Linked DNA regions of Homo sapiens: region 2 is linked to region 1. The links are chromatin loops, found by intact Hi-C in ENCODE. Cell type or tissue: PC-3. All regions are shown on one strand. Each heading gives the region's core, and the rest is flanking DNA. Links, peaks and the distances in the headings are about the cores only.

The links. Peaks named below come from ENCODE experiments on the same cell type or tissue, not always from the same donor. Only the 100,000 strongest peaks of a DNase experiment are listed, where the experiment ranks them.
Region 2: a loop joins it to region 1, with 3 times the contacts of the local background. A loop is called at or near these places in 2 of 110 quality-filtered maps.

Annotation. Positions count from the first base shown.
Region 1 is chr1:97,662,718-97,675,959 of GRCh38, reverse strand. The region is part of intron 8 of DPYD (dihydropyrimidine dehydrogenase); the gene reads left to right. Among named protein-coding and RNA genes, the nearest start is that of DPYD-AS2, 130 kb to the left of the region's middle. In PC-3, for the core only: a CTCF peak has its summit at 6,791 (motif pointing left); a DNase peak (open chromatin) is centred at 6,809.
Region 2 is chr1:98,023,909-98,037,150 of GRCh38, reverse strand. All of the region lies in intron 3 of MIR137HG (MIR137 host gene), which reads left to right. Among named protein-coding and RNA genes, the nearest start is that of MIR2682, 15 kb to the left of the region's middle. In PC-3, for the core only: no CTCF peak of the experiment used is centred there; DNase peaks (open chromatin) are centred at 6,480 and 8,110; H3K4me3 peaks cover 3,528 bases; H3K27ac peaks cover 3,678 bases.

The DNA.
Region 1 (13,242 bases), core at 3,033-11,032:
CTGGCCAACATGGTGAAACCCCGTCTCTACTAAAAATACAAAAATTAGCTGGGTGTGGTGGTGTGCACCTGTAATCCCAGCTACTTGGGAGGCTGAAGCAGGAGAATCGCTTCAACCGGGGAGGTGGAGGTTGCAGTGAGCCGAGATCTCACCACTGCACTCCAGCCTCCTGACAGAGCAAGACTCCGTCTACAAAAAAAAAAAAAAAGAGATACTTTCTCTTTCTGTAGTTGGAAATGCCATAGTTATTAATCTTATGTGTTTATAACTACTATCTTATTCTACGTTAGATTGTGTAAAATAAAAAATATTTTTAATTAACTATGACATAATGAAGATAGCTCATTAAGCCCATTGTATTAAGTCAAGTCTGTTCACATGTTTCCTGATTTTAACTATAGTGCATGATATTGCTCATGAAAAGTCTCTCATTTTTAGAGTTTTCTCTAATACTACCACAGTCCAAGGAAATTATCTCATTGAATGTACATCATTGTTACTTCTAAAGACTTATGTCTCTTGAACCATGAGAAGTTTAGCTTCTTCTAAGTACTGAGATAAAGCCCTATGTCTTATTCAAAATTAGTCTGTTATCTTCACAGTAATTGAGTCATTGTTAAAGACTCTAAAGTTTTGGTGGTTTTACTGAAATCAGAGCACCTGGACAGCATGTTACTGAAAATATTGAGACGTAGAATTGGAACATCTACTATACAAGGCTTTTAAAAAATATTGGATGGCTCTCTTTGTTTGGTATTGAAATTGACATAATAGGTTACAACCATTGTTTCTTCCTTTTTATTTTATAAAAATAACCAGAAAATAATAGAATAGAACATATCAAAGTGTGTTGGCTATGGTTAGGGCAAGTGTTATTTTGTGAAAAATGTTTTTCACCTGTGTGTATGTGTGTTTGATGTGTGTGCTTGCACGTTCACACTGCATTAAAATAAAATGTATTTTTTAAATATGGCTCTAGTTAAAGTTTGATAGCCAATGCTATACAATGTAAGGGCTCTGATGGACTAAACACCTTTTTCCCATAGTATACTCAACACCTATCAATAAGTAGCTATTAGTGAGTTAAATAAGTATTGAATTACTACAATCAATGTCCCAAACACTGTGCTAAGAATTTAAAAAACAATAAAGAAATCTGAATTCGTTGTTTAGGTTGGTATTAAATTGAGTCAGAAATATCATAAGACATTCAAAAAGAACAACCATATTGCACAATTTCAGGAGTGGGACGTAGTGTGGTAGACGGGCTGGACATGGGTATAGTTCCTTTTTTTTTTTTTAAAGTTCTGTGGGTAATTTTATTCTAGAGCCAGGTTTAAGAGTCACTGTTATAGATAACTGAAGAGATGGACCCTTCGTCTTTGTTTTAAAGAAGCCCATTTATTTTTCTCTTTCTGATTGTTCATCTTCTGATAGTTTTCATCTCATAGCCTCATAAAACATGATAGTGCCAAAAAGGTTAAACAAGCATGCAAGGGAAAGAACATCCAGTAAGACACATTTAGGTAACTGATCAAACTTTATATGTTCTTCTGCCAAGTTTTTCTTTCTTTGAATTTTTGTTTTTAGAATGCATGAGAAAGAAGGGGCTAAGGGGAAAATGCAGTGAAATCAATTATAATAGTCACAGTAGACACTACGAAACAGGAACTACAGGAAGGTGTTGTAGAGATGAATAGTCTTTTTCAACACCAAGTGCTTTACTTGTGTCCACCCAAAAGATTTTCCTTGAACTTACTTCTTGCTACCACCACTCCCCTCACTTAATGCCACTGGGATACTGCTATGGCCTCAACCAGTCTCTTTGGCCACCACTGTTCACACAACAAAAGTAGTAATCATGCTGAAATCAGATCTGATCATTATTCCTCACTAAAACTCTTCCATAGCTCCATATTTCCTTCCAGATAAAGAAAAGTCCCCACGAAGGTTTTCAAGGCTCTTCTTGATTTGGTCACAGCTATGTCTCTAGTCACTTCTCCTATTAAATTATGTGATTCAGCCATTCTGAACTGTTTTTAGTTTTACCTTATCTGAAGTTTTTTAACCTCAAGTTTTGGACATGGACCTAGAGCTATCTTTGTTTTCATATTTGTGTTCTTGACTTCGATGCTTTTTTTCTATTTGATACAATTATTTTACTTGTGATGATCTACTCCCTACCTTCATACTTTAGCCTGGATTAATGAATCATCTTCCTCACCCCCCACCCCACACAAACTCTGTGTTCCTGCTCTCTATGTTCAGACTGGACTTTTTACTGTAGTATAGCACTTCTTCACCTTCTTTATTATAATTCACTAGTTACATGTTTGTTTCCACCACTAGAAGTTAAGCTTCTTAAAGACTGTAGATTCTGTCTGCTTTCTTCATTGACAGATGTTTGGTGCCTAGCAAAGTGGCGGGTACATAGTAGGAACTTTATACGTATTTTTAGTTATTGATTTTAAAATGCAACTCTTTTGACTGTTTTCCAAAATAAAGTAAATTTATAGGTTGCTTAACAAAGTTGGCAATTTTGGAGTATTATAACATTGCCCAAACCCAGGGGGAATACATTTTACATTATTATAATTTTGGTATTACACTATTCCAAGTAGGAATAGTGATATTAGCAGTGGTGATATTGGTAATAATAGCAGTAACAGTGAATAATATTCCAGGCTCAATTCTTAACATGATCTATCCTTTTAACTCTTAAAATGGTCCTTGATGTCGATATTCTTAACACTCTTTGATGGGTAAGAAAATTAAGACTATCAAAGGTAACAGAAAAGAAGTAAATGGCAACTAAAGCATGGAAAGTGAGTTTTATAAAGAAAGTAAAAAAAAAAATAACAAGTGCAAATATCCATACTTCAATTGTGACTCAAAGCCAACATGACTCTGTCTACATTTCAGCATCTCACTTAAGATTCTTGAAGAGGGTAAGCTGATACTCAAGAAGAATTAGTCTTTATATTTAGCCTCATTTTTCTCATTGTTATCACAAATTGGTTTTCTTTTAGTTACCATCAGAAAATAATATTTTTTTAAATGTGAAGATTCCCAAATATTATAACAGACAAATAACAGATAATTATAATTTAAAAAATCCATCGAGAGATTGTGGTATTAAATTTGCTACAGAGTGGCCTTTAGTTAAATCTCTCATGCCTTCACAAAGCCAGAATTATTCTCTATAAAAGTTATTCTTAATTGGCTTCTTAATCAGGAATTTTTAAATTGTACATAGTTGTGTATACTTTCTATTTATTCAGAGGAAAATGCAATTAAGTTTTTAGACCATTTGCTTTACTTCTGTCCCCAGATAAAAATGTAAATTGTTTAGTCACTATCCACAACTATGAATAGATTATTTTAAAAAATAAACCTGACTTAATTTTAAGCAAAAAGCAAGTCTTGAGTATTTTGCCAATCTACTTTTTTTAATTTGTAATATTGTTTAATCTACTGTCACTTGTAAGTACTTCGGTGTAATTGTAAAATGGCTCCCAAGATTTTGGAAATGAGGGAAATAGAATTCCAGCTGAGAGTTCATTAAATCATTACTTAATGAGTTCATGCAAAGCCCCAGAAGGAGATAAAATAGATGTAGGGCAATTATTCTTTGATCATATTAACATATCTATAGAAAGCACATATTAATCTGCAGAAGCAGGCAATGGGGGCTGGTCATCTTTAGAAGTATTGAGGAAGAAAAGGAACCTGCAGAAATATCAGCAATATTGACAGTGGCTCTTTTAAGGCACCTGAATCAATGGACCGGGAGTTCTTTGAGCCCAGGTCGTAAGATAGACAGAGAAGTCTATTTTAGAGACCTCTGAATCTTCTTGTTCTGATTCCAAGCTCACCAAACTGCCACTGATTCCTAAATAGTTTGATTATGGGAGATGAGCGTGGGAAGGGGAGGTTGCCGTGAGGTGAGATGGTTCCACTGCACTCCAGCCTGGATGACAGAGTGAGGCACCATCTCAAAAAAAAAAAAAAAATAATAGATAAATACGTAAATAAATAAATAAAAAGAAAAGACAAAAAAAGAAGACAAAAGAAAAGAAAAGAAAAGTTTATTCTGTGTTCATATATAATGAAATATATGTCATTTATAGTATATAGTTTTCCTTTTGTCATTTTTGGTTGTGTGCATATATCCCTCCCCTGTCACCCACACAAACACAGTATATTAAACATTTATGAGAGTTGGTGTTGGTTTTTATCCTTGAATTGCATAATTTCAGCACATTTCTTAACACATAATACAACATCAATAAAGTTTTTTGAAGTTAAGTAATTGGAAAAAGAAAAAAAAGAAACAATGGAAGAAATGAAAAGCAATGTAATAACTTGTTGAGAAATTTTGAGATTATACTTGATTACTTCACTGCTTAAAATTCATGCATCTTTCCAAGCATCCTCTTTTATCTTTTTTTGTTTTTGACAAAATGCAAAGACATATTCATTAGTTCTGATTAATGACTCAAAGCCACTCTTAAGTCATTCCTACTTTGATGCCTTATAATTATGTCAAGTATTACATTACTGTGCTGAATATCAGATATTTTCTTTAAGTATTTTTGGTTAATTTTTAATGGTAGTACTCGCTAGGGTATTTAATGAGCGTTTTGTGATGAAGATGATGATATAAGGAAATGTTTTTTAAAATCATGGCTTTTTCTACTCGTAGAAGTCTTTACATGTTGTAGATGATCAATAAATATCTGTTGAAGTATTGATTAATTATTAACTCTAATTAACCCTATTAACTCATGATGTCTTCCGTATTATTGTAAAAAAGGAGATAATTTATTAATCACTAAGGTTATTTTAACATTATACAGCTTATATTCTTTTTATTTTAAAAAACCTTTTATAAAACACAAATTATATTTTAAAATATTTTATCTTCTTTGCATTTACCTTCTTTGTGTTTATCTTCTTTGTATTTCTTTGGATGGAGACATGGAGGAATTTTTATTATATTTTTCTATATATGTTTCATGGAATAAAGACATATTTTACTTATGGTAGTTACCTAAATTAGAGAAGTAAAACAGTTCTTTTTGGTATTTTCATTGTTTAAGCATTAATTTTCTTTTAGTAGTTTCCAATGGTTTAATTAACTCTTAAAGTGAAGTTGATAAGAGAATTGGAAAATTACTGAACTAAGAAAAATGTTGTCTTTCAACTGCTATTTATGGCTGCCAGTTACATTTTTTGTGGGAGATAATTATCATTTGAACCTGGAAGGGGTTATTAGTGAACATATACTATGGGTATTATCTTAGTCTTGCTGGGCTGCTATGCCAAAATAGCATAGACTGGGTGGCTTCAATAACAAACATTTATTTTCTCACAATTCTGGAGGCTAGAAGTCTGAGATCAGAATGCCAGCATGGCTGGGTTCTGGTGAAGGCCCTCTTCCTGGCTTGAAGATGTCTGCCTTCTCCCTGTGTGTTCCTATGGCCTTTCCTTGGTTTATCCGCATGGAAAGAGAAAGACCTCTGACGTTTCTTCTTTCTATAAGGGCACTAATCCCATGATGGGGGCCCCACCTTCATGAGTTTAACTAAAACTAATTACATCCCAAAGGCCCCATCTCCAAGTACCATCATGTTTGAGATTAGGGCTTCAGCATATGACATTTGTCCTTAGGATCATCATGATGTTTTGTTTTGTTTTACGTTTGGTAATCATACTATAGGTCTGCATTGTCCTCTAAAGGTAGAATATTGATGTTGAAGGATAAATTTTAGGATACTTAACAAAATTAGAAGTTACTGAGATAGTGGATATTGTCAAGAAGACTTTTGGAACATCACAGTACACAACCCTTCCCCTCCGCCCACTGTAATTCAATGAAGCTAAATGTGGAGAATTCAAGACTACATTGTATTCATGTGCACAGTACACAGTGGTTTTCAAATAGAGCTAGGAGATGTACTGTTGGATAGCTATTTTCACACTACAAACCACACAGCTCTTATCTTACGAATCGCTGCTATGTAAAGTTTGGTGAACTGAAGAAGACATACACAGAAGAAAAGAGGGGTTAGTAAGAGAAAAGGAAAATGGCATGGAAATGGCAGGGATTGATGCAAGTTGGAGGAAACTAGGCATATTTCCATATATGATATATATTTCTTTCTAGAACAATCTTACCAAAGTACAGAAATGTGAAATTTTGGGGGATAATTTATGTTTTATCCGTTCCTTATTTCCTGTTTATTCCAGTTAAGCTATGCCATCTTTCGTTAGCAGGATTAAAGTGATCTAATAATCTCTTTCTCTGTCATTTAAACAGCTTTTTTGACTTTAAGTGCTTAACACCTGTATACTCTAAAGCAAGACCAAAGCTTTTAAGGGACTGCATTAAATATTTTAAGTAAATCTATTTTAGAAGCAATGCAATTGAAATTTATATCAAATCAGTTTTTCTTCAGATCTTGCCTTTGAATGGCTTAAGAGGTGTCCAAAACAGTCATATTGTTCCCACCTTCCCAAATACAATCTAGTTTGGTTATATTACTTTTCTATTTCTTAAACTCATATTACTTAGTACTGTTATAAGTTATGTCAGGAATTTATGGGAAAAACAATACTGCAAGAATGATTACAATATGAAGTCAGAAACATAAACTCTTAAAATGCATTATTAAGCATTAATACTGTGGACATCTAAGAAAGTTTTATTTTTAAAACAACGTTTTGACTTATTTACTTTCCTATCTCAAAATATGTAAGGAATCTTGATGTGTGTTGTCATCTTCTGATTAACCATGCAGTGCCACCTGGTGTGCAGATGGAAAGAACATTACACATCAGAGGCTCTGTTCACACCCACCCCCACCATACACAAACTTACATGGCAGAAAGTTAACAGATGTTCATTTTGCTTTTGTTACTGAGATACGTTGTGCATCCAACTCTTAATTCATAAGTTAAATTTGGAGATTAAGATATTGGTATTTGGGTTAATCAGTCAAAGATTATATTAATACATCCATTATGAGAATAAAGTAATATTTAATTGGAAAATTGCTGCTTTGGATCTTTAAAGTCTTATTTTGTGTTTCTATTCTTTCCTTTTTTTAAAAAAAATACTTGGTAGTTTTGTCTATTGAGCCTTATCATTTATATTTTACTAATAAATTTATCATTCCTAGAATACTGTAGTTTAAAACTGATTGCTATTTAATTTCTCCCTGGTTAAGTTTCCATTTTACAGGAAAAAATAGCCCTTCTTTTGTCTTTGGAGATTGTATCACAGTCAGGTATTTTTCCACTTCTCTTACTCTTTTAATGCCACTGTTGGTTGATCACATTTTAAAGTTGGTTGATCATATTTTTAAGCTTCTGCAATATACCTAGCAGTGTGCTAGCAATTATATGTTACAGAAAAATTAAAGAGGTTATTATATATTTAGAAAAGTAATTAATGCATTTTAAAAATAAGAACTTTGTGCATATAAATATAATAAATAGAATAGCTACATTTATTGAGTTCTGTGCAAAGTCATGTTTAATTCTCACAAAGTAATTTTGGATTGGTATTATTCATATCTCTATTTTACATTTATGTAAATGGTGTCTAACAGATATTAAGTAACCTTCTCAAGTACTAGAACCTGGATTTAACTGAGGTCCCTCTGAAACCAAAGCCCTACTCTTGGCTAATACATTAAGTTGGCAGAATTTAATCATTTTTTAAAATTTATTTATGCTTTCTTAAAAAATATTTTAAATTAATTCTTTTTTAAAAATTGTGGTAAGTACACATAGCATAAAATATACCACCTTCATCATCTTTAAGTGAATAGTGGGATTAAGTACATTCACATCGTTGTGCAACCATCAGCACTATTCATCCACAGAACTCTTTTCATCTTGCAAAACTGAAACTATACCTATTAAGCAACAAATCTATGAATTTGACTATTCTATGTACCTAGTATGGGTGGAATCATACATTATATATTTTGTGTGTGAATGGCTTATTTCACTTAGCATAATGTCTCAACCTTCATTCATGTTGTAGCATGTGTCACAATTTTATTCTTTTTTAAGACTGAATAATTTTTTATGTATATATCACATTTTGTTTAACATTAATCAATCAATGGACATTGGATGGTTTCTGACTTTTGGATATTGGGAATAATGCTCCCACAAACATAGGTTATACAGATATTTCTTTGAGTCCTTGATTTCATCTCTTTTGGCCACACATCCATATGTGGAATTGCTAGATAATTTGGCAACTCTGTTTAACTTTTTGAGGAGCCAACATACTGTTTCCAAAGTAGCTACACCATTTTATATTTCATCAACAGTGAAAAAAAGTTCCAGTTTCTTCACATCATCGCCAACATTTGCTAGTTTGTTTTTGTGTGTTTTTTGATAGTAGCTATCCTAATGGATGTAAGTAGTATATAATGATTTTTCATTTGCTTTTCATTTGCAGCCTGCTTGTTACCAACAGAAACTTGCAGTGATAATATATAGATAAAAAAAATTTTTAAGTATATAAACATATGATTAATCAACAAGATGAATTAGAAAATAAGAACCTCTCCTATAAAAATTAAATGGCATTCACATTTTTTGATATTTTGAGGGCCTCAATTAGATTATATGCCAAAGGGATGAAGATAGAGGGCCAAATTCAGCATGAAGACCAGTTTTGAATTGGCAAATTATAGAGAGGACTATTAAGAGATAGCAAAATATCTTATATTTAAATTTCTAACTAATAAAGTGAGTTGTCTACAAAATTTGTCTATAAATGAACAGATATCAAATATTTTGTATGTTGTGGGCTGTATGGTCTCTTTTGTAGATATTCAGCTCTTTACATTTGTAGTATGAAAGCAGTCTTAGAGTATATGTAAACAAATGAATATGGCTATGTGCCAATAAAACTTTATTTAAAAAAATGAGTAGCAGGGCGGATTTGCTCAGCAGATGATGCACCAAAAAATTACTTAAGAACATTAGTTGCTTATATTTTCTTCTTGTTTTAAGAAAAAACATTTTAAGTGGAAATCTAGTTGAAATATAAATCAAGTGAACTTTTGTCTAATAGAACCTGACTTGTTTTGCATGCATGCATCTGTTTGTGGAATTTAAGAACAACAACATAGGTAGCAGAAGAGATAGCTATCCCTGATTATTTTGTACTAGAACTTTAAAATAGCTGAATTTTTGTGAAACCCCCCATGGTGAGAAACCAACCTTGCTTCTCACTCCTTAATTACTGTTTTAGCAAATAGCTTATTTGAAAGGTGTATCCAAAAATATGTTTTCCTGATACCATGCTTGTGTTATTTTTTTTAAATATTACTAACACAAGCTGCTGTTTTTATTTCTAAAGTGTAGTGTTTTGTCCTTTTAAAGTACATCTTCAATAAATAACTTTATACTTGATTTTGTAATCAAAGAAAAAAAACACACACACACAACCAAGAATTAAAACACAGAAGGGGCCAGGTAGGGTAGTTCATGCCTGTAATCCCAGCATTTTGGGAGGGTGAGGCAGGAGGATCGCCTGAGGCCAAGAGTTCCAGACCAGCCTGGGCAACATAGCAAGACCTTATCTCTACAAAAAGAAAAAATTCGCCATGCAGAGTGGGATGTACCTATTCAATAGGCTGAAGTGGGAGAATCACTTGAGCCCAGGAGGTCAAGGCTGCAATGAGCCGTGATTGTGCCACTGAACTCCAGCCTAGGTGACAGAGTGAGATTCTGGTTCTGAAAATAAAATAAAATAAAATAAATCACAGAAGGAATAAATGAGAACTGAAATTAGTTTCTGTGAAGTGACTGATGGTTCTGAAAGTATATCTTAAACACTATTAATGAATGGTTTTATTTTTCACATCAATTTTTGATAACTTAAGAAAAAAGAAAATATACATATACAAAAAAATTTATCTTAGCCTCTAGGCTAGGACTTCTATAAAACCTCTTTAACTTTTCCTTTTCACTTTATTGTTCTGCCTCTGGATTCTTCATGATGAATTCTAACAATTAGCACCTATTGACTTCAGCCAGGAAATAACAAAAAGCCATCCAGAGCATAGTTCCTTTTATTCAAGGTGCTCAGGGCAGTACAGTGGAATTATTTTAGAAGATGTCCTTAACTTTTTATGCAAGCATATTCATCATCTTGCTATGAATAACAAATAAGTACACATTTGTTATGTAGCAAAATTTGTTAAAAACCATAGGAAAAGTATTACTGATAAATTAATTAAAGATAGACTCATCTGAATACTGAATAAGAAAAATACCTGGATATTGAATAGAATTTGTGATTTTTCTTCATTTAGAAGATAATGTGATTAGGTAGAAATGCATTCTTTTGTGGTGGATCAAAACATGTTAGTTCAAAATCTGTTTGATCTATTGTAAAAATTTATTAAATTCAAGACTGACTAATTCAATTTTTTATTCCTTTTGCCTTAAACTGGATTCAGATTGGCCTTTGTGATACTTAGAAAAACACAAAAAGAAAAAGCAAAAATAAAAACAACAATGTGAAAAAAGATTGATAATGAAAAATACTATTGTTATTTTATGGGAGGCATGATCACTTATTATATTAATGTCTATTTGTAATTACTAAAATATAAACATTTTAAGTATATGGACTCAAATTATTTTCTAAAGCAAACCACTCTGGCACAGTCAAGTAAATACATTATTGGGATTTTGTGTGCATGTTTGTTTTCCTCTCCTGTTGACTGTAGAAATATTTGGTTAATGGAGTACTCTAGGGCAAGTTGAATCAATGTTATGTTTGTGCCTTTTTTCCCATTCTAATGTGGTTTTGGTAGCTATATTACTAGAATTTCTGACAGAAACATTCTGGGTGATAATACGAGATCATATGGGGCTTAGAAAAGACAGAGTATTAATCTCTAGTGATTGATCCATCTGTGAGGTTTTCTGTTACAGTGGTAGAGACCGAAATGTGTTAGACTTTTAGTGGTAAAGCAATCTTATGTTTTTCTGCAACTGCTTTCCACTATATTTAAGTATGCTCTCTTTTCCCCTGTGTATGTGTGTGTGCGTGCATGTGTTCTAGCTTCCAGCCTTTTACAACTTATAGTCATTTTTTCTGAAAACTGGAAGCTTGAGGTGGCAGAGTAAGGAAAAACTAAAATTCATAAAGGCAGCATTATCTTAAAGTTATTTTCACTCGAAGACCCTTGTTTCTGTAGGATCAGAAAGCAGCCTAAAATCAACGAGTTATATGAGAAGCAAAATTCCCTAAAGAGGTTAAAGGTTTTGGACTACTAAGACCTCTAATAAGAGGAAGCAAAATAAGGCAGTGACTAAGAAAACTTTTGACTTATAGTTTTTATACCCAAGGTATAAAACTAATGTATAGTTATATATATATTATGTAGATATACAATATATGCATGTATATTTGTGTGTGTTTTACTTAATTATGCCCTCACAACCTTAAAATACTATTTGAAATAGTACTTTAAGCTATAGTTTAAAGTACTAAACTCATAGCTATACATATATATGTACACACACACATATATATGTTTTGAATAGTTTTATACCTATAGCTATATATATATACACACACATACACACATATATATGCACATACACACACATATATATGCCCTCATGACCTTAAAATCCTATTTGAAAAATCTAATATTTATAAGTTTCCTTAGAATCCAACTTTATCATTGATAAAATATCAACAGTCATGTGCTTAAAGTAGTAATAAAATAAATTATCTTCATTCTCATAATTTTAATAATGCTAAGGATTTCACCCACATTAATGCTTATATAACTTCATTTACTCATTCAGTAAATACCAAGTTCCTGATCTGTGATTAATGTGACCTTGTTATCAAGAGGCTTACAGTTTTGGGGGAGACAGACATGTAAATATTTTCTAATCTGTGACTTTGACTATTCCTTTTTTCCCACAATATATAACACAATATAAGAGCATCCAAAAAATTTTGCTCACTTACATGTATATATTTCTATTCATTCATCCTAGACTATAAGCCTCTGTAGGAAAAGGATAATTCAGGAGACATGCTGGGGCAGGGATTAGGAGTGCACCCAGATACAGGGAATGTCATATGTAACAGCTCTATATTCTTGCTAGAGTTTTCACTTCCAGAGACGTGTGCTGACAAATAGGGACAAACACAAACCAGGACCAGATTCAGGAGACTTCACATGGCAATGCAAATGTGTTTAGTTATCTGTAGTTATTGAGTGTTTACTTTGTGCTGTGGAAAATGAAGGATTTTGATGTGAGAGGTAAGAGATTAGTGAGATAGGTTTGGTCGCACTGTGAAAATGGTTTGGAGAAGAGCAAGACCAGCACTGGGTGATTTTTACATTGTGGCTATTGGAATAATTCAAGCAAGAGAAAATTGAGGACCAAAGGTAGGGCTGCAAGAGCTGAGAGCAGGAAACAAACATAAGGAAATACAATGAATGAGTCTTGGTTACTGATTAGATACTGTTAGTGAAGGACAGGAGTCAGAAGGAGAAGGCAGGGTAAAGATCTAAGAAATAGGTACAAGTCGGGATGTTTTCAACACTTCTTTTGACCAAATAAATGGATGGTGGTGACAATTACCCAATAAAATAAAATAAGGGGAGATTATGAGATCTTTCCTGACTTCTTACGTTTGAGATTCCTTGTGACAACCTGGTGGAAATATCCAGGAAGCTCTTAGGTGTACCTGATTAGTTCTGGGGAAATAATATGAGAAGTGTGGGCAGGAGAGGTAGATTTGGTATCCTTGGCTGTGGCAAATGATGCTAGTGGCAGTATCTCCTCGCTATTTGCTAGTATGAATCTTGAAGCTAGTTAAATGCAATCAGTATGTTATAGTTCATGATTGTTGGGAGTAATAGAAATAATATAAACTACCTTTTCACTGAAATTGGCACACAGTAAGATGCCATGGCATTGACGAGATTACATATTTAGTTTTCATAACCACCCTATGCAGAACGAGAAAAAATTATAGCCCAGTGAAACTGTGTGACTACCAATTCCACAGAGTGTGATATTCACACACACTGAAATGAATAGGCTCTAATTCCGTATCTAAGAATATTATTTCAACATGATTTATTCATAGTGTGTTTTGGTGTTGCCATTGCCCCATCCTTATTTTCACCAGATCATATATTAGATGAATCTGTGTGGCTAGAGGGA
Region 2 (13,242 bases), core at 2,866-10,865, 360 kb before region 1:
TTAAATAAACAGGGACAGATCAGCTCTTGGATTAGGGCAGAATCAAAGTAAAATTCTCAATTTTGCAATTGAACCCTGTTCACTTCTGTTGTGCTATTTATGAAAATTGCATTGTGGTCTGCCACTGCCACATCTGGGTTACTTGCAATGCTAACAATTTAGGGGTTTGAGAAGGTGATTTTGCACTGTGGGTTCAACCAACTTATCAATCGTGAAGCATGCTCCTCGTACATATGTTGCTTAACAACAAGGATACATTCTGAGAAACACATCCTTAGGCAATTTTGGCATTGTAGTAACAACCTAGAATGTACTTACAGAAACCTATATGGTATAGCCTACTATACACCTAGACTGTATGGCAGCCTACTGCTCTTAGGCTGGAAACCTGTACAGCCACATGTTACTATACTGAATAATGTAGCCCATTGTAACACAATGGTAAGTATTTGTGAATCTAAACACTCTAAATATAGAAAAGGTATAGTAGGAATACAGTATTACAAGTTTATGGGATCACCATTGTATATCTAGCCTGTCATTGATACATACACCATTATGTGCCATATGACTACCAAATCATTCCTCTATCATAGCATTGAGGGTTCACTAGAAAAATGGTGTAACTATCTTTGTTTTAAATTCATCAAGATAGAAAGTTGATATCCTTTTGACCATTTAATCCCATTTAATAGGTTTTCCTATTTTATTAATTATAAACAATAACTGTAAATAACTATGTTCATTCTCTTTCTAAAGTTTTTTAAAAAGGTTGTAGATATAATCCCAAGATAGGTAGGTAGATAGACAGACAGACTAACTTTTTAAAATCTATTGTCTTGCTCAACTGAAAATAATCCAGTGGAAAAATTGGCACTGAGAAGCCACACCTAAAATAATCAATATTTTGTCCAAAGAAAAATATTTTATGGATTCACATAATTTGGCCAAGAACAAAATGTTTTAAATTGTGTAAAGGATAGATATTAATCCTCATACCAGCTAATTAAGCTTCTTCTGTACAACATACAGTTTTAAGTTAACAGTAATTAATATAGCCAGCTTGGAACCTCAGGAAGCTAAAGCCAGCAAGTGCTTTTTGGTTCACTCGAGAGGATGCGGTTTGATTGCTGGCGCCAGTAAACAGGTTGGGAATTGTCAACATTGTAATTAGCAGCAAGTTTCTGGATTCTCTGCCTGCCAGACTAGTGGGCTGATGCTTGGAACAGTTGCCCCAGTGGGGAGAGTGAAAAACAAAGGAAGGGAATTTGAGCAACCTTGGTAGGCTCTGCCAGCATATGCCACTGGACCAATGTTTTTCTTGACAAAGTTCTATTTTAAGACATCTAGCAGTGGTTTCCACAAAATATGAAACTCACCATAGCAACCAAAATGGCAAGCGTCTCTAGGAACCTTTCCTTGATTGGGTATCAGGTCAAACTGTGTTCAGAGTGATATTGCCTTATGTGCAGTATGCTCTGTACCGTGCACAATGTGGTTATTAACAGTATGATTAAAAGGGTTAAAATCTGTTTTGGCAGCAATCCTTAAATAGTCTGCCTCTGCCAAAAAGCCTTCAAAGAATAAGGTTATGCAAACCTTATTAACCCTTCGTGTAGTACAAATGGAAAGGAAATGTGAACCTGAATACCACCGAGCATCCAATCTTCACTACTTACTTACATGATCATTTCAATCTAGTTTTCTTAATTCCAAACCATGTGATTGTTATGATCAAAGGTTGTCATAGATTTTAAACCCAAACCGTATTTGCAGTGGCTGTAAGATGAGGACTACATTAGTAAAGTTTATAAGTAATTTATAACCCAACTGAACAAAAATTAGACTATCTTTTGAAACCTGCTTAATAAAAGTTCATGTTATATATGTATAGACACACATATATGTAAAATTTCTCTATCTTAGAATATTTTATCTTATCTAAAATAAACAACATGCATACTCTGAGTAGTCACAGGATAAATACTAACCCACCTACCTTGTGGCAAAAGCACGATAACAAATCCTTTGGCCTTTTCTTTCTTTTTTCTTTTTTTAAAAAAAAAAAGCAGCTCTGTAGTAAATTTATTTTTCTTTCCAGTGAAAAAAAGGTCAAGGTTGCTGAGCATTGCTAAAATACACATACTAATTTCTCCCAAATAAGTGATTGGAGGCATATCACAGATATTCTTACTGTCACTATCTTTGCCAAAATGTGAGGAGGAGTTTCAAAAAGATAAACAGCATACAGAGAGACAAACAAAATAGCTTTCTTTACTGTTTAAAAAAAGTCCTCAAATGGATCAACGTGCTATATTAAGCAATTGCCAAGTGGCAATTTCTGCAGGTGGATTATCAGAAGTGCACAAAAATGGCTGTGTAGATCTGGCACCCAGGTGTCTGGTGTAGCATTTAGCGGACTCTTTTGTGGGGAGAAGGATTACTCATTTGTTGGAGAGAGTTCAGTTCTCTAATCCTCCTCCACAACAGAATCCATGTTGGAGTGAACAAGCAACACGATTCTTATCCACTCTCTCTAGACTCTGAGGAATGCTCCACAATTATTTATTATTTTCACTGGAATTAGATGCCTACAGGTGGCCCCATAATGTGCCTCCAGGCATACAACCTGCTGTAAATTTTTAAGTTACATTAACTCAGCAGTATGTTGTCTTATAATGACAGTTCATTCAGTCTATGGGGAAAGGAAAGGAAGCAGAAAGGCAGTATTTCGTGTTAAGCATTATTACAGCTCTTTCCCCGTTCTTTCTTTGAAGTTAGTAAAGGATATTTGGCAGAAGCAACACTCCTGGTGTTTTGGTGTGGGCTGTGTCTCCTGATAGATTCAGAAAGGAGGTCACAGACTCCAGGCCTCTGTATCATATCCCAGGGACAGATTTGTTTATGGGGTGTCAGTATTAAAAACAGGCAGAGCAGTAGGACTTTTTCTTTTTTTGTTCTTTTTTTTCTCTTATTATTTCCCCTTTTTTGCCTCCCTTTCTCCCTTCCTTTCTTCTCTTCTCTTTTCTTTCTTTCTTTCTTTTTTTCTTTCTTTCTTTCTTTCTTTCTTTCTTTCTTTCTTTCTTTCTTTCTTTCTTTCTTTCTTTCTTTCTTTCTGAGTCTCTGAATGACTTCTATTACTCAAGTGTTTTGTCATTAGTGGTCTTTCATATTATATTAGGAAAAAATTAGTTTAGTTTTATCGAGACATTTGGGCTTATGATGCTGTTGCAATTTCACCCCTGTCACATATCCTATATTCTGCAATTGTTTTTTCCTGGGTGTTTGGGTTACCGGTCAGTGAGAGAAGGAGGGAACTGCTTCATAGCTTTTTGGTCATTGAGTTTTATGCCTATCCTTTCTTTGTAATGGTGCAGTTGTCACTGAATGGATGCAGTTAATTCCCTCGTATGTTTTTGGATACAATTCTCAGAGCTGATGAAAAAACAAAGATAATATCTAAATTAATATACTTTAGGAGTAGAAATTAGTAGAAACATTTTTAGGGGCAATATACAAGTCGATTTAAGCCTCAGAAGTCCTAGTACTGGGTTATAAAGCTCCTTCTTACAGCCATAACAGAGTAAAATTTGTCTCCCACCATTCTATTCTCATTAAACCTATAGCTTATATTACAAGTAACAATGATGATGTGCATATTTTAAAAATATATTTTATGTGTACAAAGTCATATCTAAATTATTAAAAAGTACACAATAAAACTTGTTTTAGTGTTAAAACATTTTTATTAAAATTCCTGTATCATAGACGTGGGCAAACTTAGTAGCATAAGGCCAGTTGGACACTTGTGAAGTTATCTGCCTTAATATACAAACACCTACACTAGCCCATCTTTTATTTTATAGCAAGGGATGAACTTGCTGAGAAAAAGCAACTTGTATATTCAAAAGAACTAGGATGTCTTTCAGAGTAAATCATTAAATATCCATTATGCATGTACTATTCATGAGGTTTGTGTCCAGGTCTGTCAACATTTCTTAAGTACCTACTATGCAACTGGTATTCTTCTAACTGCTGGGGCTACTGAGGAATAATTAACAGACCTTGCCCTTGAAGCATCCATGATGTACGGGACCTCTTACAATTCAGGCTGTTGGAGACTTGGTGGGGAAGTCAAAGGAATGTAAAGCAGCATCCTCCTTTCAAGGAGCAGACTAGGATGTTGTTAATATTAAATATTAAACTGTATGAAAGTGGTTGTTTCTACAAGCCCTTACTGTTGTCTCTTCACCAGAACATACTTACATGTCACAGATGTAGTAATAAGTTCTTTCTAGAAGTAGATTTGCCTTCTCTTTTTTCCTTTAAAGTATGGAAAGTCTTTCAGAACTGAGTAGACTAAGGAAGCACCAGTTAGGAAAAGGAAAACATACTCACTTTTTCACATCAAAGCAATAGTTACTGTATAACCAATTATAAGTTATATAATACCATTTATAATGAAACATGATTATATTATCCCAGGACAAATTATTCGTGTATCCATAGTTATCAGAAAATATGTTTTAGTGATTATAAAATGATAGTGCTTGCATGTAATTCCCAAATTCATTAATATTTGATTCCAGAGTCAATAAGTGTCTTTTGAGAATGTGATGATAGGCTTTATAAAAGAAAGTGCTGAACGCATTATGCTGTACTTCAGAAAGTGGTTCTCAAAATGGGGCCTTCTTAGCAGTAGCCTGAGTGTCACCTGGGAACTTGTTAAAAATGCCTGTTCTCAGACCACATAACAGGCCCACTGAATAAAAACTGTGAACCCTAATCTGAGTCTCAACAAGCCCAATTCTGATGCCTGCTAGAATTTGAGAACCACTGCTTTCTATTGATTTTTTTAAAATGACAATTAAAGTCAGGTTCTATGCAACACTGATCCAGTGCTGACCCATTTTAGGCTCTCTTGTAGATTTAAAGTTACAAGTTATTATTATTAATTAAACCAGATATCTTAAATTAAAAATTATCACTTTACTTACCTGGTAAATTCTACATTTGGGAAATATTTTAAGCCCCTATTTTGAGTTCTATTTATGTAAAACTTACATAGTATTCTTATTAGTGTTATATAATGCTCACATTGCTATCTTTATAATTATAACATTAGATTGAATTTTTCCAGGACTTAAACCATTCTTTTATTTAATTTATTATTATTTTTGTAATTCCAGTAGCTGTCCCAATTTTTTACTCTGGTATTTAATTATATCCCAGTTTACAATCTAGGAGAATCAGCTTAATTTTATAAAAGGCATACAATATTGAATAAGACCTTTAGATCATTTGTGTGTGTGTGTGTGTGTGTGTGTGTGTGTGTGTGTGTGTATGTGTTATTGTCTCATGGATTATTATTAAAGTTTTCTCATTCATCTATGACACAAATAATTTTTAAATTCCCGTGGAAGGGAATTGCCCTGACAAAACTATTTGAGCACTTATACAATGTTCTAGTATTACAGTAGCATAAAATAAGTTTCCTAATATCTGTATTGGAACTGTATTTAATAAAAATTTACTTAGAACATAGGTGATTATATAATAGTAAAAATGAATGTTACTGGTTAAGCAATTAGATTATATGGGTTCTCATTATACCAACTGGAAATTGTCTTACAAAACTATAATATGTTCTTACTTCAAACCACAGCTTTTTATTGAAGCTTTCATAAAAACATTAGAAATTCAAAGGCTGGCCTGTTTAAAATGCAGCTCTAAAACTTAGTGAATAGTTTCTTGTTTAGTGCTTTAAATTAAAATAGAAAAGAACAACTGTTGAGACCATGTAACTCTGGATTGTAAGACCTAAAGTAGTCCTGTGACTTTTACATTTTGGCTTTTGTGTTTAACACACAAAAAATAATATCAAACCACCTCGAATATAACACTGAAGTAACTGGCTGACAATGTCAGTGGGCTTTTTCTCAGTCCAAAGTCTTCTTTTCATTAATGAAACACTGTGTTTGCTTATGTCAATGCATGAACTTAGTCATACACATTATAGGATGCCAGGATATATAACAAAGAATTAATGATAATATTTTTTAGTAAAAGTGCATCTTTGGGGGGTTTTCTCTTTGTTCAAATCCACCCCCCCGTCTCTGTACGAGGGAGCTGCTTTCTTCTTCCTTTCTTTTTTCTTGCCTATTAAAGTTTTTGCTCCAAAAAAGAAAAAAAAAAGTAAAAGTGCAGCTTTTACTAATATGTGAACACAAAAGGTAATGGCCTGAGTAGCAAAAAATTCACCTAAGGAAGAAGTATGTGTAACATTGATTAATAAATTCTGTGGTATTTTACTTCCTATCCCTAACACATTGATGTATTCCATAATACTCTGTTTTCTCAAACAGTTATTTGACTGTGTAACAGATCTTCCCCTCACTAAAAATACATTCTGACTATAAGCATAGAAATGTAAATCCATTTCAGAATATGATCTTATTTCCTTTTTGTGGTAGGGGTGAGTAACACTGTCCAAACTTACAAACTTAAGAGAGAGTCACAGTGGTGGAACAATTTATGCACACCCAGTTTAGATGGAATGATTGACAGGAAATATGTAAGAAATTCAAGTTATTCTTATGGAGGGAAAAAAGGTCTATTATTTTGACAGTTAACATTTTAAGATTAAGCACTTTAGATTAACCAGCAAGGAAAATGAAATCGTTTTAATAGGCCTATAGTTTGATGGATTTAGTTATTAAATTAAATAGACACTAATTTAAATGTTACTACTTCAACCCTTAAACAAAGAGAGTTTTAACTGTATAAAAAGATGCAAATAAAATACCAAGTAGCTTATATTTAGGCAGAGAAGATACTTAAAATTCAGAAATGTCAAAACCAGCTTATTCGTCTCTTGCAATGTAATTAAATGTTTCAGTTTATTTATCTTTAGTTTATCTTAAGTTGTATGATGGATTAATTGTACTCAGTAATTGTTTTGCTGTTAATGGTTTACATATTCTTTTTTATATTAACAAGTGTTATTTTAAACATTTTATAAAGGAAAGTTTGAAAAGAGTTGTTTAATATCACAAAACCCATTGTGATCTTTCTCAAGTGAATTTATAGATTTGTTTTTTTGGCTACATCTTTTGTCTAGTTGTGGGCCTATATCACTGATAATCCCATAACACAAGTTATTATATTAAGAGCTGGAAAACTTATCAGATGTGAGCTTATTAGTTATTCACAATAAAACATTAACAGTTTAACATTTCTCTTCTGGAAAGCTCAACATGTTTTACGCAGTTGATTTATTCATATCTCTTAACCATTTTATTTGCAGAGTGTTACCTTTGCTATTTAGATTTTTAATATGCCTATAAAAGTAGATTTATGATAGAAAAGATTCTAAATTACTCAGTTAAAAATGTATTCTTTTATACTTATTGAACTCTAATTTTTACGTAAAGTTTTGCAGTTTGTAGTATGTGAAATCTTACACTTAAAAAAGACAATATTTAGTATATTTTTAATAAATCACCATTCAAAAATGCATGATGGATTGCATTAGGTTAAGAAGTATTACCAGAATATCTATTTATAATAGAAAACTGTTGCAATTATAATTATATGCTAAATCTATATATTCATAAAATAATTAAGTTAAAATTATTTTAATTTTTAGATACTTGACATAGGAGTTCATAGTTCTCCTGAATTCTGAATTATATTTCATCTTCTAAAACTTTCAAATAAGATTTATATGATATAAATTTTCATTAAAAAAACTTGGAATGTTTGACCATACAGGAAAAGATAATTGAAGAAAGACTTACTAAGGAAATAAAAGTGAAAGTACACTTTGGTCAGGTATTAAGTCCAGGTATTAAAATTAGCATACCAAAATACAAAATTTTATGTATAACCTGTTTATTAAATCAAAGTATTTCTAATGCCTTTCTTTTCTGTTCTTTCATTTTGATCCATATCGACTTTAATGCCACGACTGGCTCACTAGTAAGTATCAGTCAAGATCATAATTTAGCACTTACCTCAAATTACATGAAAATCGAATCCAAAAATGGCATACTGCAACCAGGTCTACTTTCATGTATCAAAATGGATTGCTGTACATTATAAATGATACTCCCTGATGTTTTTGCAATGATTCATGAAACTATGGGGCTGACATTTTAGTGCAAAGAATTCCATAAATGTTAATAAAGCAGGAAAACGAATCGCAAAGCACTTCTAGATCATGATAAAGCCAGGTATTCAAATAACTTTAATCTCTTTCTATTACTAATGCTGTTTGTAATGCTTAAAAGATATCAAAATACAATATAAAATATTTTATAGCTAAATGAATCGAAATTAAATGTTACAAATCAAAACTGAGCTATGATAAAAGATCATCACATGATAATTAAGCTTTTGCTTTTACATCTCTTAGTATAACATAACCACTTACAAAATATCCAATCTTTAGGATGATTTAGCATCTTAGCCTGATGTAGAAACAATTACAAAATATAAAGAATTATCATTTATATCATTTCGACATTATGTGATACATTTCTTAAAAGAAACTTTGAATCAAGTTTTAAATTCTGTACTGATTCATTAGCTTTTACCCTAGTTGATGTGGGTTTCTTGATCTTTAAAATGGAATCCCTCATCTCTCACACAGATGCCATTTCTTTAGTTATATGTGTTTAGATACATTTTAAAATGTAACGTTTTTAAAATCTTTCACTTGTTAATTATATTTAATAATTTATTTGAAAAACTAGGCCACTTATGTCAAAGATGCCACTATTTATTTTTAATCAAGAGTTAAAAATGTAGTTTGCCTTAAACAATTCTAATATGATTTCCCAAAATGATATTTGGTACATGATGATTACTGTTTTCATTTTTGTCTGTTTAACTTTACATGTTTATCAGTAGAAAGTACACTTATGGTAAAAAAAAATCTATTATATTGTTTATATAATTTTTTTCTAAAAGAATTAGCTTCATTTTGATTTCTTTCCATTTTTTAATAAGAGGGACATTTATATGAAATTTTTATTTTACCTTTATTATAATATAAAATTACACTAATTTAAGGATTAAAGTTCATATTCAGAAAGGGCATTTATTTTATTTTATTTTTATTTTGCTATATACATAATAATTTGCTTTCTGTGTCCAGACCCAAATGGATATAGAAATTATTTTGAAATAAAAACATTAATTTTTAATATTTAAGTTCCTTTAGTTATATATTTTACAGAACTATTTATGTATTATTAAATGTTTACATACATACATGTATTTGATTTACATTGATTTGTGATGATTATTATATTTCCAATCTGTCTTTACTATGAATATTGGTTTTTTCCCAGAGTATCTAGTTTTAAACAAAAAGTAATCTGTCAATGCAAATCTCTTGGTGTAGCATATTTGAAATTTTATCTACAAGTAGATGTAGATGGAAGTGTACTTACTTAGTATTTATTATGGTCTCAATTTCTGTGAATTTCATGCTCACTTTTCCCCTTCATTTCTTTTTCAAATGGCCACTTTGTCATATGTTTTAACTGTAGGAAGATGAAAAACTCTAAAAGTGCTCACCATCAGCATAAAGTGAGGCATTTTGAGCTCTACTGTGCAAAATGAAAGCATAATAGTCACTGCAAGGAAGACTTAAAGTTCTATTATCCTGTCATTTATACTTAGAGGCACTTCAGTTTCTGGAATAGTTTAAACAAAGGAAATTTGGAATGGATTTCTCTTTAAAATTTTGAAAACCTGGAATCCTGAGGCTGAAAGACTACGGAATACCTTCGACCACCTTCCAGATAATATCTGGATGGAGGATAATATGTGATGTAATAAGCTATAAGTGTCAAGATATGTGAGCATTAAAAAAGGAAGCTGATTTTGTGATGCCACTTATATCACCTCCACTAAGGGAATAGGTCAGCACACTGCAACTGATTTCCCATTTCTGCAAAACAGTGCAGTTCTGCTTCAGGCTCTGAATTTGGGATTTCCTGTTGAAGTCAAAACTAGGTCTATGCTGTCCTGGGGGGTCAGGAACAAAATAGGTTGTGATTATGGAAACAGTATCTCTGGGCTCACTGCCAAATCCTCCAATACTCCTGGGTGTCAATTTGACCTATTATAATAGAACCTCACAGGGTGGAACATCTCCCCTCAATCCTCAGTCCTGATAGATTCTGGGTCCATATGTATGAAGGCTCTATCTTTAAACGGGTATCTTTGAATCAGCAATATAATTGTTTTGAGAGTTTAGTGGTGGAAGAGACTTAAGTGGTCATTTGGTAAAATCCAACTTATTTTAAAGATGACAAACTGAGCTTAGAGATATTACAGTTTTCTTTTTCCAGTAAAAGTCCTGCTGATAGTAGTAACTCTGAAGTCATGGATCAGTTGAGTACACATGTGGTTTGACCTATCAAGCATTTGTCACTACCATCATGATTGTTACTACAAAAGTGATTATTATCATGAAAATATTTCTTCCTCACCTATAGTTTATCACTAACTTTCCCATTATTTACTTGACCACTGGATATCTTATGGAACTCACTTAATTTACAAGGTATTTTAATGTCTTTATTTGAAGTAAATATATTGTTCAAATGTAACATGACAAACATTGAATTCTTTTTCCCTTTATGAAACACAGAGGCTGGAAGGACAACTCTATGTCCAGTTATTAATGCTAATATGTACACTAACATTAAAAATAACTGATTTTCACATTCAGTGCATCTACTTGTTGGCATTCACATGATGTCACAATCCCCTCCTTTTCTGTGTAAATCTGATTAAGGGGCTTCTCCTGCCATTATTTTGCACGCAAAACTTCGTTCCATTTTGACAACAATCCTCTTTACACAAGGACCTAAGGGTTGAACACTGAAAGTACCTAACCATTACTGTATATTGAATCATGTCTTTTCACATAAAATTGCAAATATGGTTTGAGAGCCAATTTCCAGATTACTCTGGTTGAGTAGGACTAATTACTTTTAAACTGGGTGCAGCCAGGGTCTGCCAAAACAGTGCTGAATTCTTCCAATCATAGGCGAGCTCTACCCATCCTGAGATTGTCTCATACTGAAGTGCTGTAAGATTATTCATGCTTGTAGTAGTAATGATTAACTATAAAAATAATGCCAATTGCAGATGATCGTAATAACAGCAGCTATAGTTTATTGAATGCCTACCATGGGGCAGGCATGGTATATAGTATCTATTATCTCGTTTCATTTCCTCCTGAAAACAATCTTATGTGAGGTATTATTATTATTATTTTCTAAATTTTGTTTAAAAACTGAGTTCCCAGAGATGAGTCTGAGAAAAACATCAGTTTGCGAAGTAGTAGACTTGAGTTCTATTCCTGCTTTTACCACTAGCTGAAATGTGACTATAGGTTCAACACTTAGTACCTCATTTCCCTCCTCTACAGAATTAGTTCATAGAACTAGCTTTAACTTTCTGTGACTTTTAAAAAGCTCAAAGCAGTTTATTATTTTTTTGAGAAAGAAAATCTTTTTTAAAGCATTCATAGTAACAGTATCACTGAACAGTATTTTTCTGGTATTTCCCACATTCTCATCCGATTTCATGGCTTCAAACACAGAACAAAATCCTCATTAATATAAAAGGAAGTCCATATTCTGACCAGATCAGTGAAGCACAGAGAAAGATATGAAATTCACTTACAATGGGTCAGACTCTTACAAAGTTTGAATTTAGCAACATGAATTTATTATGCTGCATATATAAAAAATTAAATGGATGATGTGAAGCAAGGTGGGAATCTACAAGCATAAAGGATATTTACTGTATGTGTGATGAAGCATAAAAATACATTTTTCTCCTTCAAAAAGCAAAATGTTGGATATATTCACATAAAACACCTTAGGCTATATCAAGAACACTATACTTAAGTACATTTACATACTATTTATGTAAATGTATTGACTTAATCATAGCAGCTCTAGGGATTCATGATAAGCTGTGAAAATTGTCTATAAAAGATAAATGAATGACCCTTTAAAATAGAATAAAAATTAAGTATAGCACACCAGCAATTTTAAGCACATATACGTACCATTCTGAAAATCTGTGCTTTTGCAATGTTAGCAGTTCCTTATATAGTTCTCATAGTGATGCATCCACATCACATATACAGTCTCCTAAACATATTGTATTTTTCTTAGAACATCAAACACCATTATGTCCCATGTCAATTTTGTAATATTTTGAAAGAACAAAATATGGTATAGTAAGCTGACATATTTTCCTTCATTGAAATATTCTTTTGTGTGTAAACTTTTTACAGATTTTTCTCACCATTTTCTCCTTTTCTAAAGTTGACAAAAATGTAAATGATGGCAAAGTGGAAAGAATTATCACTTCTTTCCAAAGTTACTACTCTGTGCTCTCATACTGCTATTGTGTAAATATTGACTAAATTTCACAATTGTTGTATCTGAAATAATAATAAATAATTGCTCCCACTTGGAAAATAGGATTTTTTCCACACATATACGAATATGTCACTTGCCCATTGTGAGCAAGTAAGCAATAAAAAGTATGGTTAAGTTTTATTTCACTCATTTATTTATTGAACATTTATTTATTGAGCTCTACTATTTGCCGGGCACTATGCAAGGCACTGAATGGCGTTGCTAAAAAAAAAAAAAGACAAAGTTGATACCTAAATGAAGCTTACAGTATGATGAGAGAGATGCAAAAACAAATCAATAAAGAGAATCAGTGATTACAAATAGAGAAAACTTTCATAGAGGAAGTTAACACCCAAGGAGATAGAGATAAATTAGGGAGGCCAATTTAGATAAGGTAGAATGAGGATCTTTCTGAGATACTAAAAGATAAAAATAAAACTAATGCGTGATGAAGAGTGTTCTAAGCCATGGTAATTTCAAGTACAGAGACATTGAAACATATCAAAATATTTTATGAATACATTCTCTGCTTTGTCCTTCAGTTTCATTAATGAGCATGATTCTCAGGAAAATTCAAACTCTTTGTGCAAAGATTTGCCAAAGAGATATCAGGCATTTTTGAAAAGCTGTAGTAATTTGGAAAAATAAAGAAATTACTCTTTAAAAATAGCTTTCAGAGGGGAAAATACTTAATACTTAAAATATTATTCTTCACTGGATATAATGTTTTTAAGAAACTTCAATCTCTTATAGCAATGATCTCTGAACTTTCTGTGTTTGTAAT